4 separate regions of the Homo sapiens genome follow, and regions 2, 3 and 4 are each linked to region 1. Evidence: chromatin contacts called from ENCODE Hi-C or POLR2A ChIA-PET data. All regions are on one chromosome and are shown on one strand. Each heading gives the region's core, a stretch centred on a gene start or an enhancer-like site at or near the end of the contact. The rest is flanking DNA. Distances are from core to core; before and after follow the strand shown.

What was found. Hi-C counts contacts between places; a loop is a spot of excess contacts on that map. ChIA-PET counts read pairs that join two places held with the same protein, here RNA polymerase II (POLR2A). Pooled maps may share reads with other maps.
Region 2: a loop to region 1 is called in a pooled map, with 14 times the contacts of the local background. The contact joins the promoter of ENGASE here to the promoter of BIRC5 in region 1. A Hi-C loop is called at or near these places in 6 of 50 pooled maps. POLR2A ChIA-PET finds 5 or more read pairs at or near these places in 2 of 52 experiments (PC-3 and activated T-cell).
Region 3: POLR2A ChIA-PET joins it to region 1 with 11 read pairs in naive thymus-derived CD4-positive, alpha-beta T cell. The contact joins the enhancer-like site here to the promoter of BIRC5 in region 1. A Hi-C loop is called at or near these places in 1 of 50 pooled maps. POLR2A ChIA-PET finds 5 or more read pairs at or near these places in 4 of 52 experiments (GM10248, HEK293, OCI-LY7 and 1 more).
Region 4: a pooled map shows a loop between it and region 1 (11-fold over the local background). The contact joins the promoter of CANT1 here to the promoter of BIRC5 in region 1. A Hi-C loop is called at or near these places in 6 of 50 pooled maps.

What each region holds. Positions count from the first base shown.
Region 1 is chr17:78,212,916-78,215,584 of GRCh38, forward strand. BIRC5 (baculoviral IAP repeat containing 5) reads left to right here and starts at 1,338. Exons shown (of 4, transcript NM_001168.3): 1 at 1,338-1,512; 2 at 1,765-1,874. The coding sequence starts at 1,402. RefSeq lists an enhancer at 1,083-1,984.
Region 2 is chr17:79,073,505-79,076,173 of GRCh38, forward strand. It overlaps ENGASE (endo-beta-N-acetylglucosaminidase), which reads left to right and starts at 1,320. Exons shown (of 14, transcript NM_001042573.3): 1 at 1,320-1,586. The coding sequence starts at 1,441. RefSeq lists a silencer at 1,182-1,721.
Region 3 is chr17:77,410,106-77,412,774 of GRCh38, forward strand. All of the region lies in intron 3 of SEPTIN9 (septin 9), which reads left to right. Among named protein-coding and RNA genes, the nearest start is that of MIR4316, 14 kb to the left of the region's middle. Within about 2 kb of position 1,310, at least 7 of the 41 ENCODE cell types and tissues checked have a DNase peak (open chromatin) inside an H3K27ac peak, as active enhancers do; they include OCI-LY7, where a contact is called at or near this core.
Region 4 is chr17:79,008,471-79,011,139 of GRCh38, forward strand. It overlaps CANT1 (calcium activated nucleotidase 1), which reads right to left and starts at 1,294. Exons shown (of 5, transcript NM_001159773.2): 1 at 1,194-1,294. RefSeq lists a silencer at 1,014-1,393 and an enhancer at 1,634-1,683.

The DNA of each region.
Region 1 (2,669 bases), core at 88-2,587:
GCAGATCACTTGAGGTCAGGAGTTTGAGACCAGCCTGGCAAACATGGTGAAACCCCATCTCTACTAAAAATACAAAAATTAGCCTGGTGTGGTGGTGCATGCCTTTAATCTCAGCTACTCGGGAGGCTGAGGCAGGAGAATCGCTTGAACCCGTGGCGGGGAGGAGGTTGCAGTGAGCTGAGATCATGCCACTGCACTCCAGCCTGGGCGATAGAGCGAGACTCAGTTTCAAATAAATAAATAAACATCAAAATAAAAAGTTACTGTATTAAAGAATGGGGGCGGGGTGGGAGGGGTGGGGAGAGGTTGCAAAAATAAATAAATAAATAAATAAACCCCAAAATGAAAAAGACAGTGGAGGCACCAGGCCTGCGTGGGGCTGGAGGGCTAATAAGGCCAGGCCTCTTATCTCTGGCCATAGAACCAGAGAAGTGAGTGGATGTGATGCCCAGCTCCAGAAGTGACTCCAGAACACCCTGTTCCAAAGCAGAGGACACACTGATTTTTTTTTTAATAGGCTGCAGGACTTACTGTTGGTGGGACGCCCTGCTTTGCGAAGGGAAAGGAGGAGTTTGCCCTGAGCACAGGCCCCCACCCTCCACTGGGCTTTCCCCAGCTCCCTTGTCTTCTTATCACGGTAGTGGCCCAGTCCCTGGCCCCTGACTCCAGAAGGTGGCCCTCCTGGAAACCCAGGTCGTGCAGTCAACGATGTACTCGCCGGGACAGCGATGTCTGCTGCACTCCATCCCTCCCCTGTTCATTTGTCCTTCATGCCCGTCTGGAGTAGATGCTTTTTGCAGAGGTGGCACCCTGTAAAGCTCTCCTGTCTGACTTTTTTTTTTTTTTTAGACTGAGTTTTGCTCTTGTTGCCTAGGCTGGAGTGCAATGGCACAATCTCAGCTCACTGCACCCTCTGCCTCCCGGGTTCAAGCGATTCTCCTGCCTCAGCCTCCCGAGTAGTTGGGATTACAGGCATGCACCACCACGCCCAGCTAATTTTTGTATTTTTAGTAGAGACAAGGTTTCACCGTGATGGCCAGGCTGGTCTTGAACTCCAGGACTCAAGTGATGCTCCTGCCTAGGCCTCTCAAAGTGTTGGGATTACAGGCGTGAGCCACTGCACCCGGCCTGCACGCGTTCTTTGAAAGCAGTCGAGGGGGCGCTAGGTGTGGGCAGGGACGAGCTGGCGCGGCGTCGCTGGGTGCACCGCGACCACGGGCAGAGCCACGCGGCGGGAGGACTACAACTCCCGGCACACCCCGCGCCGCCCCGCCTCTACTCCCAGAAGGCCGCGGGGGGTGGACCGCCTAAGAGGGCGTGCGCTCCCGACATGCCCCGCGGCGCGCCATTAACCGCCAGATTTGAATCGCGGGACCCGTTGGCAGAGGTGGCGGCGGCGGCATGGGTGCCCCGACGTTGCCCCCTGCCTGGCAGCCCTTTCTCAAGGACCACCGCATCTCTACATTCAAGAACTGGCCCTTCTTGGAGGGCTGCGCCTGCACCCCGGAGCGGGTGAGACTGCCCGGCCTCCTGGGGTCCCCCACGCCCGCCTTGCCCTGTCCCTAGCGAGGCCACTGTGACTGGGCCTCGGGGGTACAAGCCGCCCTCCCCTCCCCGTCCTGTCCCCAGCGAGGCCACTGTGGCTGGGCCCCTTGGGTCCAGGCCGGCCTCCCCTCCCTGCTTTGTCCCCATCGAGGCCTTTGTGGCTGGGCCTCGGGGTTCCGGGCTGCCACGTCCACTCACGAGCTGTGCTGTCCCTTGCAGATGGCCGAGGCTGGCTTCATCCACTGCCCCACTGAGAACGAGCCAGACTTGGCCCAGTGTTTCTTCTGCTTCAAGGAGCTGGAAGGCTGGGAGCCAGATGACGACCCCATGTAAGTCTTCTCTGGCCAGCCTCGATGGGCTTTGTTTTGAACTGAGTTGTCAAAAGATTTGAGTTGCAAAGACACTTAGTATGGGAGGGTTGCTTTCCACCCTCATTGCTTCTTAAACAGCTGTTGTGAACGGATACCTCTCTATATGCTGGTGCCTTGGTGATGCTTACAACCTAATTAAATCTCATTTGACCAAAATGCCTTGGGGTGGACGTAAGATGCCTGATGCCTTTCATGTTCAACAGAATACATCAGCAGACCCTGTTGTTGTGAACTCCCAGGAACGTCCAAGTGCTTTTTTTGAGATTTTTTAAAAAACAGTTTAATTGAAATATAACCTACACAGCACAAAAATTACCCTTTGAAAGTGTGCACTTCACACTTTCGGAGGCTGAGGCGGGCGGATCACCTGAGGTCAGGAGTTCAAGACCTGCCTGGCCAACTTGGCGAAACCCCGTCTCTACTAAAAATACAAAAATTAGCCGGGCATGGTAGCGCACGCCCGTAATCCCAGCTACTCGGGAGGCTAAGGCAGGAGAATCGCTTGAACCTGGGAGGCGGAGGTTGCAGTGAGCCGAGATTGTGCCAATGCACTCCAGCCTCGGCGACAGAGCGAGACTCCGTCATAAAAATAAAAAATTGAAAAAAAAAAAAGAAAGAAAGCATATACTTCAGTGTTGTTCTGGATTTTTTTCTTCAAGATGCCTAGTTAATGACAATGAAATTCTGTACTCGGATGGTATCTGTCTTTCCACACTGTAATGCCATATTCTTTTCTCACCTTTTTTTCTGTCG
Region 2 (2,669 bases), core at 70-2,569, 860 kb after region 1:
CACCCCAGATCAAGACTGTCCACGTCCGGTGCACCCCTGAACACAGCAGGAGGGAACTTGGGGATCCACTGCCCTCGCTCACTGTAAGCTTCCCAGGACTGAAGCCCCAAAGAGGAGCCCTCTGCCTTCTCTGTCCTCCCCATGGGTCAGCGTGTCCTGCTTCTGAGTGGCCCGTCCTTCCTGCCTAACTGGCTGGCCTGCACCATGGCCCATATTCAACAACCTTAGTCATAGTTCCCACCATTGGCGTTTATGGAAGCTTGGAGCCTCATAAAGTTCAAAGTCTGCAACAATAATAAAGGCCCAGTCAACTTGGCTTGGGCGGCAGCTGCAGCCCAGCACTGGAAGCTCCTAGCTGTGGAGGGGCGTTGGGGCCTGGAGGGAGGAGAGCCTTGGTTTGCCCTGTGGGGCCCAGCCTTGAGTTCTGGCTTCTCAGGGCTCTGTTCTATCATGTTTCCTGTGAACTCCTTTTGTGCCTAAGACGCTGGGCAGTGCCACTCTTGCAGAGGTGCCACTCCAGGCCCTGCACGCTTAGGGGTAGAGCAACTACTACTGTTGGGCACAGGCGTGGGGCTGTAGAAAGAAATCCGTGTTTCACTGGAAAACTATGCATCCTACATAGGACACCAGCTTCCACATGGCCCGATACTAACCTACTAACCTTTCATCTTTTTTTTTTTTTTTTTGAGACGGAGTCTCCCTCTGTCGCCCAGGCTGGAGTGCAATGGCACCGTCTCGGCTCATTGCAGCCTCTGCCTCCCGGGTTCCAGCGATTCTCCAGTCTCAGCCTCTCAGGTAGCTGGGATTACAGGCATGCACCACCACGCCCGGCTAATTTTTGTATTTTAAGTAGAGACGGGGTTTCACCATGTTGGCCAGGGTAGTCTCGAACTCCTGACTTCAGGTGATCCGCCCGCCTCGGCCTCCCAAAGTGCTGGAATCGCAGACGTGAGTCACCGCGCCCGGTCTGAAAATTATCTTTTAATAGGGGTTAGCTGCATGAGTTAAAATCTCATTGCCACCATTTGCTGACTTTGTGCCCTCTGGGAGATTGCTTAATCTCTCTGGGATAAACCTCGGTTTGCTTGACAAAGGAAGCTGGTGAGGCTAAAGAGAGAACTCTAAGATTGGGGCGTTCCGAAGCCTTCTAGAGCCTTCTAGCACCCTGGACTCATAGCCAATGATGGGCAACAACAAGAACGACGACGAACCCTGGGCTCGGAACTCGCCCAGGCCCCGCCCCTCACAGCCCCGCCCCGTCCTCGGCCCCGCCCCCGGCCTGTCGCCTCAACAAAGTCCCCGCCGCGCGGCCGCTGGCCGGGAGTCAGCTCGGAGTCCCGTCCCAGCGCGGCGTCAGCGCTGCGCACTTCCCATTGGCCGAGCGCGGCGCGGGGGCGGGCCCGGGCCTGCGATTGCCTCTCGGCGTGCGCGGACAGTGTCATGGAGGCCGCGGCGGTGACGGTCACCCGGTCGGCTACACGGCGGCGGCGGCGGCAGCTGCAGGGGCTGGCGGCCCCGGAGGCGGGGACGCAGGAGGAGCAGGAGGATCAGGAGCCGCGGCCGCGGCGGCGGCGGCCGGGAAGGAGGTGGGGCTGCGGGGCCCGCGTGAACCCCGATCCGCGGGGCTGAGAGTCCGTGGCCCCGGGGCCCGAGGTTTCCCGGCACGGGCGCGCCGAGGGGCGGGGGGCCGGCGCCTGTGTCCGCTCCGTGCACAGTAAGGGACAGAGGGTGGCAGCGCCCCTCCGCCCCGGTCCGCCCCGCCGTCCTCGCGCCACTGCCGGGCAGCGGCCTCCGGCCCCCGTGCGTGACCCCTGCCTATCTCAGAAATACGGGTGCAAACCCGAGTGGCCGCGGGGCCCAGCGGGAATCCCGACGCCCCGGCCAGACCCCTGCTTCCCACGTCGCTGGTCTATGCGGAAGATCCCGGCGGCGGTGCTCATGCCTGGCTCAGTGGATGCCGGCTGGTGGAAGGGGTGGCCTTCTGTAGGGGTGACACTAGAACTGAGTCTTTGGGGAGGAGGAAGCCTTCAGTAGGTGGAGAATAGGGAGTAGGGTATCCAACTGGCGGGGAACAGAAAGGGCCAAAGCACAGAGACAGAAAGGGACGAACATGCCCCTCTGGGCTGGGCTTCCTTCCTTTGGGGGGCACTTGCCCACCCGGTAAACTCCCCCTCAGTAGGTTGCAGGGGGAGAAGTTAGGAGCACAGACATGGCTTCCGGAAACAGCAGCCGTAGCTTTGTTTCTAAACCCAAAGCAGTGAGACTGCTGAGCATTTCAGACCTCATGAAGATGGGATGAAGGCTGGCTGCTGGGAAAGATATTTTTGGACAGGAGGAATGTGGAGATGGCTCTTTCCCTCCTAGTGGAGGAATGACAGGTGACAAAGGTGACCTGGTGTGGGATTGTTCTGAGAAGGTCTGGGAGGGGGTGGCTGAAGTATAATAAGGACATCAACGAGGAAGGGGGCTTTGGAAAAGGAAGGTGGAGAGGAACAACTGCGGCATCTCTGCTTGAATCCGTCCCCGACCCCTGCAGTTCTCAGGGTCTCCCAATGTCATTCTGGAGGCCCTGGGTCAGTGTTTGGTGATGGCAGATGCTACAGAGGACTCTTTGCAACAGGCCTCTGAATGGCAGTGGAGTGATGGCAGATGACAACTCAGTGAACAAA
Region 3 (2,669 bases), core at 60-2,559, 800 kb before region 1:
TAGAGTAGCCCATGGCCAGGGCTGAGCTTCCTTCCCGTTCTCTCTGAACACTGGGCCCAGGAAGGGGTTAAAGTGGAGATGCTCTGATTAAAGTTGAGGGAGGCATGGAGCTCCCCTGACCCTGTCCCCCCATCCCACTGCTGCTACTGGGTGTACTCTGTGGAGCCCCAGGACTCTTAAAGAACCCAGAGTGGAGATTCCCGGTCTCATCCAGTGCAGGTGAGGGGGAAAGTGATTTGTCCACAGTTACATGGCTACCATCAGCACACCTGGGTCAAGCTCGATTCCACTCCACGGCCCCTGTCTGAAACCTGGAACTGGAAATGGCCCTGGAAATCACTGATTCCATCTGCCGCCTTCCAAAATGGCCCGCAGAGGTTAAGATATAGACTCCTGTAATGCCTTGCCCACTCGTGTGTGGGGAAATGGCAGAGGAGCACCGGCTTTGCCCTCACACTGCCTGGGCTGCCGCCCCTGCCCTGCCTAGTGGCTTTCCTCTCTGGTCCGTTTTCTCATTGTGGAAGTGGGCACAATTCTTCCTGTGCAGCGTGGTTAGAGTGGACAGTGATGATTCGTGAAGCAGGGTGGAGCGCCTGGGGGATTCGTGTTAAACAAGCACATAAACAAAAGCCAACACAACCCTTACTTAATCAGCAAGCAGGCCTTGTCTGAAGCCCCTGGGCAGCACCTCATGCCATCCCTAGGTTCCAGGCCGGTGGTGTCGCCCCGTGTCTCTCTCACCCGCAAGCTGGTGTTTAGAAGCCCTGCTCTGTGTTCTGGCTCCCATTCTCCCTGTGACCTTTCCCTTTCTTCATCCTAAAAAGCAATGCACGACGGGGCGTGGTGGCGGGCACCTGTAGTCCCAGCTGCTTGGGAGGCTGAGGCAGGAGAATCACTTGAACCCAGGAGGCGGAGGTTGCAGTGAGCTGAGATTGTGCCAGTGCAGTCCAGCCTGGGCAACAGAACAAGACTCCCATCTGGGAAAAAAAAAAAAAAGCGATGCCCAGTCATTCTTAGATAGAAAATGAAGATCACATGAAATTTGGAAAGAAGTTTTTCTCTCCCATTCCCCAACTCTCTCCCAAGGGGTGGCCATGTTGACAGCTGGGTGTGGCATTCTCCTGAATTTTATTCCTGCAGAGTCATTCAGGGCTTGTGTAAAAAAAGTCAATGTGTAAATATAGACTTTTCAAGAACACAAAGGAAATCAGACTTCTGCTACCAGCTTTTATTTTTTCCATTTAACAACACTGTTGCCACTTGTAGATGTAGCACGTTCCTTTTTCTTTTTCTTTTTTTTTTTTTTTGACAGAGCGTGGCCCAGGCTGGAGTGCAGTGGTGCGATCTCAGCTCACTGTGGCTCACTGTAACCTCCACCTTTCGCCTTCCGCTTTCAAGCGATTCTCCTGCCTCAGCCTCCCAAGTAGCTGAAATCACAGGTGCTTGCCACCACACCTGGCTAATTTTTGTATTTTTAGTAGAGACGGGGTTTCACCATGTTGGCCAGGCTGCTCTTGAACTCCTGACCTTGAGATCCGCCCACCTCGGCCTCCCAAAGTAGCACGTTCCTTTTAATGGTTGTGTCATCAGCTGTCCCATGGCCCTGCCAGGCTTGTCCAGCTTCCCACTGTGATTGAGAGGCTGCAACAGATGTTCTCGCACTTGTACATGTGCACACATGACTGAAGGATGAGCTCTTAGTGAATTTCTGTGTCAAGGATGTGTGCATTTAAGTTTTGATCTGCTGGGCACAGTGGCTCACACCTGTAATCCCAGCACTTTGGGAGGCCAAGGCGGGCTGATCACTTGAGGTCAGGAGTTCAAGACCAGCCTGGCCAACATGGTGAAACCCCATCTCTACTAAAAATACAAAAATTAGCTGGGCATGGTGGCTTGTGCCTGTAGTCCCAGTTACTCAGGAGGCTAAGGCAGGAGACTTGCTTGAACCCAGCAGGCAGAGGTTGCAGTGAGCCAAGATCGTGCCATTGCACTCCAGCCTGGGTGACAGAGCGAGACTCCCTATCAAAAAAAAAAAAAAAAAAAAAAAATTGATCCTTGTTCCTGAATTGGCCTCTAAAGTGGTTACTAGAATTTTTTAGGACCCCTCCCCTCGTCGACCTGCTCAGCTGTCTGCTGGGCCCTGTGCAGTGATGGTCCAGCAGGGAGGTCCTATGCCCCTTACCCCTGGCTGAGGGCCAAATGCTCTCCAATTGGTGTTTTATTTTGTGCATCTCGGTCAAGCGAGAGGGATTATCTCTTCGTATGTTATAGGCCAGGGCCCTGTGTTCTCTTTTCATTTGGAAGGTGTATCCTTTTCTTGTTGAAATTTTTTAAAAAGAGTTCTTTGTAAGCCAGGCGTGATGGCTAACACCTATAATCCCAGCACTTTGGGAGGCTGAAGTGGGCGGATTGCTTGAGCTTAGGAGTTCGAGACCAGCCTAGGCAACATGGCAAAACCGCATCTCTGCAAAAATTAGCTGGGTGAGGTGGTGCGCCTGTAGTCCCGGCTACTCGGGAGGCTGATGTGGGAGGATCATTTGAGTCTGGGAGTTTGAGGCTGCTGTGAGCTGTGGTCATACCACTGCACTCCAGCCTGGGTGACAGAGTGAGATCCTGTCTAAAAAAAAAAAAGAGTTATTTGTACATCTTTATCACAGCAGGTACGAGTA
Region 4 (2,669 bases), core at 44-2,543, 800 kb after region 1:
CTTGACACCAAGAGCCTCACATTTCCAAACCTCTGCTTTGTTGAAAATGTGGTAGGAAAGGCCATAGGGCATACAACCTCAAGAATAAAATAAGAAATGGAGCTGGGACACTAAGAGACGGCTTTTCCAGGGGTCACTAAGGGGGAAAGGTGTTTGGGAGAGAGATGTGTCTGCTGATGGAAGAGTGGTCACAGGTGCTCTGTGCCAAGCCTAGGGTACACAGAGGGCAAGGGAAAGACCATTCGGAGGGAGAAGCAAAGGCACCAGGCAACATGGACTGGCAAGGAGGTACCAGTCTCCAAGGATGAGAGAATCCAGACCGGATGGCAGTAGGGGTGTGAGACAGGTATGGTGGGGAGGGCGAATCATTTGCATGCAGGAAGATGAGAGTGAGCTGTGTGCCTGGAGGAAGGCTCCAAATTGGATGAGGGCAGGGAGAGCAAGGACTGGGATGGGGTGGGGAAGGTTGGCCTGTTACAGGTTTGACCAAGTGCCAGTCAGAGGGAGAAAATTCCCTTATCAGTCCAAGGAGACCCTGCATAGACCAGAGGAGGGGTATTTGAAGTCAGAAGGTGGTGGGAGGGGGTCATTCCCAGGAGGGGTGCCCCACACTAGCCAGAGCGGGGAGGCGTCCCACACTAATCAGAGGGGGATGGTCCCCACACTAACCAGAGGGGGAGGTGCCCCACATGAATCAGAGGGGGGTGGTCCCCACACTAATCAGAGCGGGGAGGTGCCCCACAGTAATCAGAGGGGGATGGTCCCCAAACTAATTAGAAGGGGGGTGTCCCACACTAATCAGAGCGGGGAGGAGTCACATAATCAGAGGGGGGAGGTGCCCACACTAATCAGAGGGGAATGGTCCCCACACTAATTAGAGAGGAGGGGTGCCCACACTAACCAGAGGGTAATGGTCCCCACGCTAGTCCCAGGGATGAGGTGTCCCAAAAGTCAGAGGGGGTGGTGTCCACCGCCTGTCGGAAGAAGGGGACTTTCCCACAGGTCAGAGGGCAGAGTCCCAGCCCAGTCTGCGAGTCAGGGGGCAGAGATCCCGCACGGGTGGGACGGGAAGGGGGCCTGACGGGTCAGGGGGCGGGACGCGGCAGGGTCGGAGGGCGGCGGCAGGCTCCGGGACGGGGGTCCGGGCCCGTGGCTGGGGCAGGGCGCCGGCGGCCGCGGGCGCAGTCACTCACCCGCTGCGGGGCTGGCTCCGGTGCCCGCGATCGGCGGGGCTTGGCTGGGCTTGGCTGGGCTTGGCTGGGCTAACGGCCGGGACGGAGGAAGGTGGCCGACTTCCGCCCCGCGCGCGCTCGCCCCGCCTCTGGGCCCGCGTTCCCGGCAGCCTCTGCTCTGCGGCTGCGCGCGGACGGCGCGAGGGCTGCTGGGAGCTGTGGTTTGTGTTTTTTTGGGTTTTTTTTTTGTTGTTTTTTTGTGTTTTTTTTTTCCGTCCTGCGCCTGCGCGCTGGAGGAGCGGCCGGCTGGCTGCAGGCTGGAGGGGCGCGAGGGTCCGCACTGGCACATGAGGGCCGTCTTCCACCGCGTTGCGCTGGAACGTGGGCCCAGCAGATCTTTTGGGGTGGGAGGCATTGAGGGGGGTGAAGGCTACTAGGGAGGGAAGTTCTCATTCTCCGAGCGAGGGCCCCCTTACATGGGCCTCCCGACCCTCGTAGTCTTGGGAGGCGGAAAACCGTGGGCCCCTTTCTGCCATCCTCATTCTCAGGCAGCCCCTCTCCTTGGCCCTTCAAAACAGCCGCCTCCAGAGTGCTGCTGACCAGTTGCCAAAGCCAGGATCAGGGAGGTCTAAGGCTGTAGTGTCCTGGGGTGGGGACGGTGGGGTGTTTCCCTGCAAAAAATCTGCAGTTGACAAACCTGCCAAACAAGGGTCTCTGATTTCTCCTTTCCCCTCCGTAGCCCTAGCCCCCGAGATATTTTAGGGCACTCTGTTAAAAGGCTTCCCCGGCCCCGCCCTCCTCCATCCCAAAGTTCTGAGAAAGGCCTGGTGGCCGTGGAGCCTCTGGCAGGAGAGCTTGGCAGAAGGGTGCACCAGCCCCCTGCCCATCTGCACCTTCAGCTTTCCTGCTTGATACCAGCTACTTCCCCCAGCTCTCTCAAAACCTTCCGTTCAGTAAAAGATACACAAGAGGAGGAATTCAAATTATATAAATGGTACGCAATGAAAAATAAGCCTCCCATTGCCGTTCTGTATTCCCTGCCCAGAGGCGATCACTAGATGTTATATGGTATCCAAACAAGTCATAAACACGTATCTTAAATTACCTTTAACTAAATAGAAATGTGCTAAACACTGTTATGCACTTTTGGTTTTTGATTTTGGAGAGGAGACAAACCTTTCTTGAATTCATTAATGTTTCTTGTCATGCTAAACTGAGTCCCAACCATGTCTCACATAATACTCATTATTGTCAGGCCTCTGAGCCCAAGCTAAGCCATCATATCCCCTGTGACCTGCACATATACATCCAGATGGCCTGAAGCAACTGAAGAACCACAAAAGATGACATTCCACCATTGTGATCTGTTCCTGCCCCACCCTCACTGATCAATTGACCTTATGACAATACACCCTCCCCACCCTTAGGATAATGTACTTCGTGATATTCCCTCACCCTTAAGAAGGTACTTTGTAATATTTTTCCCACCCTTGAGAA